Linked DNA regions of Mus musculus: region 1 is linked to region 2. Evidence: chromatin loops called from intact Hi-C (ENCODE). Cell type or tissue: gastrocnemius. All regions are shown on one strand. Links, peaks and the distances in the headings refer to the core of each region. The heading gives the core; the rest is flanking DNA. Region 1 overlaps Rftn1 (raftlin lipid raft linker 1). Region 2 overlaps Rftn1 (raftlin lipid raft linker 1).

What was found. Hi-C counts contacts between places; a loop is a spot of excess contacts. Peaks named below come from ENCODE experiments on the same cell type or tissue, not always from the same donor. Only the 100,000 strongest peaks of a DNase experiment are listed, where the experiment ranks them.
Region 1: it touches region 2 in a loop (2.3-fold over the local background); 2 of 42 quality-filtered maps call a loop at or near these places.

What each region holds. Positions count from the first base shown.
Region 1 is chr17:49,999,108-50,002,021 of GRCm38, forward strand. The region is part of intron 9 of Rftn1 (raftlin lipid raft linker 1); the gene reads right to left. Among named protein-coding and RNA genes, the nearest start is that of Gm52302, 34 kb to the right of the region's middle. In gastrocnemius, for the core only: no CTCF peak of the experiment used is centred there; DNase peaks (open chromatin) are centred at 1,159 and 1,690.
Region 2 is chr17:50,066,071-50,068,984 of GRCm38, forward strand. All of the region lies in intron 4 of Rftn1 (raftlin lipid raft linker 1), which reads right to left. Among named protein-coding and RNA genes, the nearest start is that of Gm52302, 33 kb to the left of the region's middle. In gastrocnemius, for the core only: no CTCF peak of the experiment used is centred there; no DNase peak of the experiment used is centred there.

The DNA of each region.
Region 1 (2,914 bases), core at 100-2,599, 67 kb before region 2:
TGGGTTCCAGGTACAAGCAACTGTGCCAGCCTTAAACTGGCCTTATTTCTTTTACGTGCATGAGTCTTGTGTCTAACATGTAGGTATGCATACGTCCATGGTTTTGTTACAAATATGTAACAAATGATGGGATGGGAGTTACAGACTGTTGTGAGGCCCCACGAGGGTGCTGGGAACTGAACTTAGATCTTCTGTAAGAGCAGTAAGTATTCTTAACTGCTGAGCCATCATTCCAGCCCTAAACTGATCTTTTAAATGATCACGTTGACTCTGAAAACATTTTTGCAGGGGAAATATGCTACCAGGAGGCAAGAGTAACTGGACCTATGATACTGGGGGATTCTAGATTTTTTATGGTTTAAAACATAAAGTGACTACTAGGAGGAGAAGGGGCTGAGGATGCCCTGTGGGAGTTCTGTCATTTTAGAAACGGGCGTGTACACGGGAGGGAGGGTAGGAAGTCCCATGTGCACTGTTAGATGGAGTAAGAGAAAGGGATGATGGAGGCGGCTCGGATGAAGCGACGCTAAATGATGACACAGAAACAGTGAGCGCAGAGATGGTTAGCAAAGACCTGGCAAGAAAGATTCCAGAAGAGTAAGAGGAGAGATGGGGTGGGGCTGGACCCTAAAGAGCTTGTTCCAGAATCAAGAATTGTAGTTGGAGAATGAAATGCTCCTCACGGGTTCCTGTACTTTATTCTTCAGCTGATGGCACTCTTTGGGGGAGTTATGGGATCTTTAGGAGGCAGTCTCACTGGAGGAAGTGGGCCCCTGGGACAGGCCTTTCAGTTTTCTAGCCTGGCCCTACTTCCTGTCTGTCTCTCTTTGCTCACTGTAGGCATGGTGTGACCAGAAGCCTCCTGTTCCTGCTGCCATCCTCTTCCACCATGATAGGCTGGAGCCCACCTTAAACTGACCGCCAGAAATCCCTCCCTTCCCGGAGATGCTCTTGTTGTGGATTTGATGACAGCAACCAATGCACGTGGTAAGACAGCACCAAGAGACGAAGTGCAGCCTACAGAAGCAATGGGGACTGGACGCAGTGGCTGACGGGTCATGGTGGGATAGGGACCCAGATGCTGAGGCATGAAAGGGTGGGGACAAAGACTGGGTGCACACAAGTCTTTCTTGGCAGGGGGTGGGGGCAGGGCTGTCTCATGGAGAACGAGTGAATGCTGAGTACCATATTGATTCAGGACACCGAAAGAGAGAGCAGTCTGTCTGCATCGGCCTAGCCGGTGAGAGTAGGCTCACTGGGTAAGAAAACATGGCTTCTGCCCTTTCCGTAAGGAAAGCCAGTTCTACTTTCATGTCCCCTCTGTGGGATGCCAAGGTCTTCATGTGAAAACCAAGGAAGCCCACAAGGAGACACCTGGCAGGGGGGTCTAGAGCCGTTTCCATTAAGGGCCTCAAGCCCAATCGCTTCATGTCTGGTAGCTGACCTTGTGTGTTGCTTACTGAACGTTGCTTTCTGTGGCTGGTGACGTCCTAAGAGCCTGAGACTGAGGACTATCTGATATCAGTCTATGGCCATCCATCTTCCAGGTGGTGGCTGACTGCTCCTGGTGGTTAATGGGTGACTGGCAGCTGCCTCCTGGTCCACCTCGGTTGTCACCTGTCACATTACTGTCCCAGAGCTTGGAGAGTGGGCCTCCTTTGCACTCCAGTCCATCTGGATCCTTGTCCTCACCAACCTGGCATTCCTTCAGTAAATGGGCAACCCACAGGGTTTGTTGGCGGATAAGGGACTACTGCAATCTGTTCACTGGCTGGATGTTCCTACCTGGGACTCTTGAACAAAGACTGGGGTATAAGGGGGAGGGGGCCAACTGTGCAGAGCCAAACAGGGTGGCAACTTTCACCAGAGTGTGGTCATGGCCATCAAGGTGGAACAAAGTGGATCCAGGTGACACCTAACTGGGGCCTTGGTAGACCCCACCAATATGCTGGCCTGTTCCTGAGAAGCTACTAATACACCTTCAGCATGTTTGTCCATGTTCTTTTGCTGTAACAGAATAAGAAAGTCAAGTAGAGGAGGCTGGAGAGAGACACAGACAGAGAGAGATACAGAGACAGAGAGAAAGAGAGATAGAGATAGAGAGAGAGAGAGAGAGAGAGAGAGAGAGAGAGAGAGAGCGAGCGAGCACTTGGTGCTCTTTCAGAGGACACAGGTTCAATTCCAGCACCCATGCCAAGCAGCTCACGAACTCCTGCAACTGACTCAAGGGCTCTAAGCCTTTTCCTGGCCTCCACAGGCACTGATGTGCAGGGAATAGCATGCAGGCACACCCAAATACACATAAGCTAAAGATTAATATTAAAGGAAAGTCAACTAGAAAGAAGGGAAGGTCTAGTTTGGCTCAGAGGGTTTGGTCTGTAGTCCGTTGATCCCATTGCCTTTGGGCCTGTAGTGAGACAGCATGTGATGGTAGGGAGTGGGTGGTAGAGAGTATTCACCCAGTGGCAATCCAGAAACCAAGAGAAAGGGCACCAGTTATGATACCCCCTTCAAGAGCACACCCCCTCCCCCACGGCCTAGCTTCTTTTCCATTCTGCCCCATCACGTAAATGCTTAACTATATACCTCATTAAAGTACCATCAGGCAGAGACCAAGCCATAAGTACCTGAACCTTTGGGGGACATTGAAGATTCAAATTGGAACACAGAGGAGAAGCCCTGACCTCAAAGAGGATGGGCAGTGCATCTGAATCACCCATCAGAAGCAGATGCTGGGCTCAGTTTCAGGACACAGAGAAAACTCTAGGAACAGCCACTATCCCTCATGTGCTGTGCCCATGTTAGACAAGAGAAGTCCACCAAGGAGGAAAGAGACCTGGTGACCCTCCAGCATGGGCCTCCCTGGGGATGAACTGCCACATGCTATGCTGGCCTCTGTCTCCATCACCAACTG
Region 2 (2,914 bases), core at 171-2,670:
AGGGTGACAGGAAGAGCCTGGGATGTGATTGCACCAGTATCTGTGAGCAGCGATCCTGCATGGCCTCTGTTTCTGTCCCTGCCCCGATATCTCTCTGTGATGGACTAGGCCTGGGACATGTAAGCAAAAGACACCCTTTCGTCCCCACGTTGGTTTTGCTCAGCATGTATCGCAGCAATAGAAAGCAACCTAGAAGAGAGGCCAGGCGATTTGAAAATATGTTCATTTGAGATTCTGAAAACCTACATATTATTGGGTAGTTCTAGCTTCTTTCTCTGTAGTGCAGGCTGACCTATAATTTACTAAAGTGGTCCAGGATAGCCTTTAATTCACAATCCTCTTGCGTCTGCTTTGCAAGTGCTGGGGTTACAACTGTGCAATACCACCCCAGGCTATTCCTTATCATTCCCTATAGCAAAGGGAACTCAGTCCAGAGTACAGCAAGGCTTAAGGGCTTCCCTCTCGAGACAGCACCATTAAGAAAATGAAGCAGCATACCACCCCGGGTTTCTAATCATCTTCTAACAACCCAAGTTCCTCAAGAAGAAGAAAGTGGAGGCAATGTTAGCCTGAGTGCTTACTGTCATGGTGAGCAGCTTCCCAACCTGGGCCTTTGTGTAGATGAGGTAACACATTTCCCTAAATACCCCCAAACAGGCAGCCAGCCACTACCAGGTGGGTGGGGTGGGTGGGTGGGTGGAGGGTGGGTGGTGGGGGTGCGGGATGGGGGGGGGCTGCTGAATCAGCAGCCCCAATTTTATACTTCAGTAACACCAGTGACCTGAGACAGCAAGCTGGGGGTGGGGTGTCCCTGAATATCAAGGGCTTATTAGAACTCCAGGGAATTTTCTAGAAATCTATCTTTAGAGTCTCCATGGAAGTCAAAGCTCAGCAGTGAGGCAAGGAGACAGAGTCCCGAGAGTGTGAGCAGGAGCAGATGCCCGTCTTCACACCTCGCTGCTTTAATATCCCAGCGCTGTGACTTTCCCCAGCGCTCCCTCATTTACAGGGGCTTCCATGACATTACTAAAAGGCACTTTAACAAAATGTTGAGACTCTGCAGTTGGGCATCATTATGCTTGGTTTAACCCTTGGTTTGAAGACCTATTCTAAAAAAAAAAAAAATTACCCTTGAGTCCAAACTAACAAATATACAATGTGGCCTTAACGGCACCTCGATGTCCCAGGGTAAATGTCACCATTAAACTAGGGACTTGGAACTGGTTTCTATTATGATATGCTGAAAAAAAAAACCTGAATGTTTTATTGTAAATAAAACACTCTGTAAATACCCTGGGGAACAGGAGGACAATTTTAGAAGACAGATGTGACTTGAGAGTTTTATATACCACAAAGATGGAGGTCCCTTTGTGTAACAATAGGTTATTTGGGGGAAGGGGCCAAGATCTGGGGATATACACCGTTTAAAAGATTATTACTGATGTCCAGTAATGCTTACATTTAATATTCAATTTATTTTTAAACAAATACATGTATTTACAATGAAATATAATCCTTTCTTCTTCATGGTTCTTTCCCTTTAGCTGCCATCAATTCATATAACTATACATGATAGATAAATAAATGCAATCTGCTGAGGCACTCAGTATCTCTTGCAAAGATGTGATTCCAGGGATGACTACTTGAAAGTGGATAACCAATTTGGGGGTTTAACGGGGTGACTGTTTCTCCCTGGCTCATCAGTCATTGAATTCTCCACGTCTTAACTTCTTGTTTTCTATGCATTCTATTTTATTCTGCACTGCCTCAGCCTCACCTAGTAGAATGGACTGAACATGACCTTGTCGCTTCAGAGCCCCTGTGTGTGAAAAGCTCTTTTCCCCCCACAGATGGCCACACTCATTTCTCTCAAGTCCGTGTGGTGAACCAGAACCCTCCACACCTACACCGAGAGAGGTGGTGTCTTCAGAAGTGTCCTGTGCTCCAGTCAGTGTGGGTGTCTGTGACACCTCTTGAGTGAAGTGGAGAATCATGTGACATTTTGAGGCAGCTCATACAAATTCCATGAACTTCAACCTTCTTCTTTTAGGGTCTGTCATGGTTTAAGTAGGCCGAGTAACAAGCAGCATCCATCTTCCAGTGATGAGGGTACCATGCCCTGAAGGTAGACCCCAGTCCCATGCCACCCAGTGGGAACTCTGTATCCCACCACTGGGAATGTGGCTCCCTCTGCCTACTTGAAGACTTTGGGGCAAACAAATGGCTGTTACTGTTATAAACCAATATCCTTAGGTGGTAAATACATGCTATCAGACCTTTCTGTCTCTCTTACTTCCTCCCCAACTCCAGCCTCCTTCCCTGCCTTGGTGTTCTGAGGCAGCTTCTCACATAGACTAGCCTACTGAGGTGGGGGATTGCAGGCATGAGTCATCACACCCCACCTAACTTCCTTTGAAATACAAAGACCCTCACTAATTTGTATCCACAAGTGACTTAGTGGCTTCTTCAAGGAAACCTCCAAACCCTCCATAAAAGACTGGCTGAGCAGTACCTTCAGAGATGCAGAAATGTAAATAAAGAGAATGCAAATGTTCCTCAGGAGTGGGCCTTCAGGGCTATGAGGAAAGTCATTAGGCTCTCAGTTTGCCATGCTGCATCCAAACTGCGGATGCAGGTGGATGCCCGTGAGATAAACACACTGCCCTGCACTGAGGGTTACACTATTAATAGGCTCAGGAAACTCCTCGTAGGCAAACCGAGACTTGCTTCTTGTTTATCGCAAGTTACAAATGTGCAGTGCATGAATTAATGATGATGTATTATTCAAGGCTGACGGAAGGGTAGAACTGTACCTACCTTCCCAGGCACAGGAGGAACAGAACGGGCACAGAGGCTCTGAGCTCCAGGCTTAGGCAGCACAGAGAGAGGCTCCCATCACCCTCTAGGGAGCGGC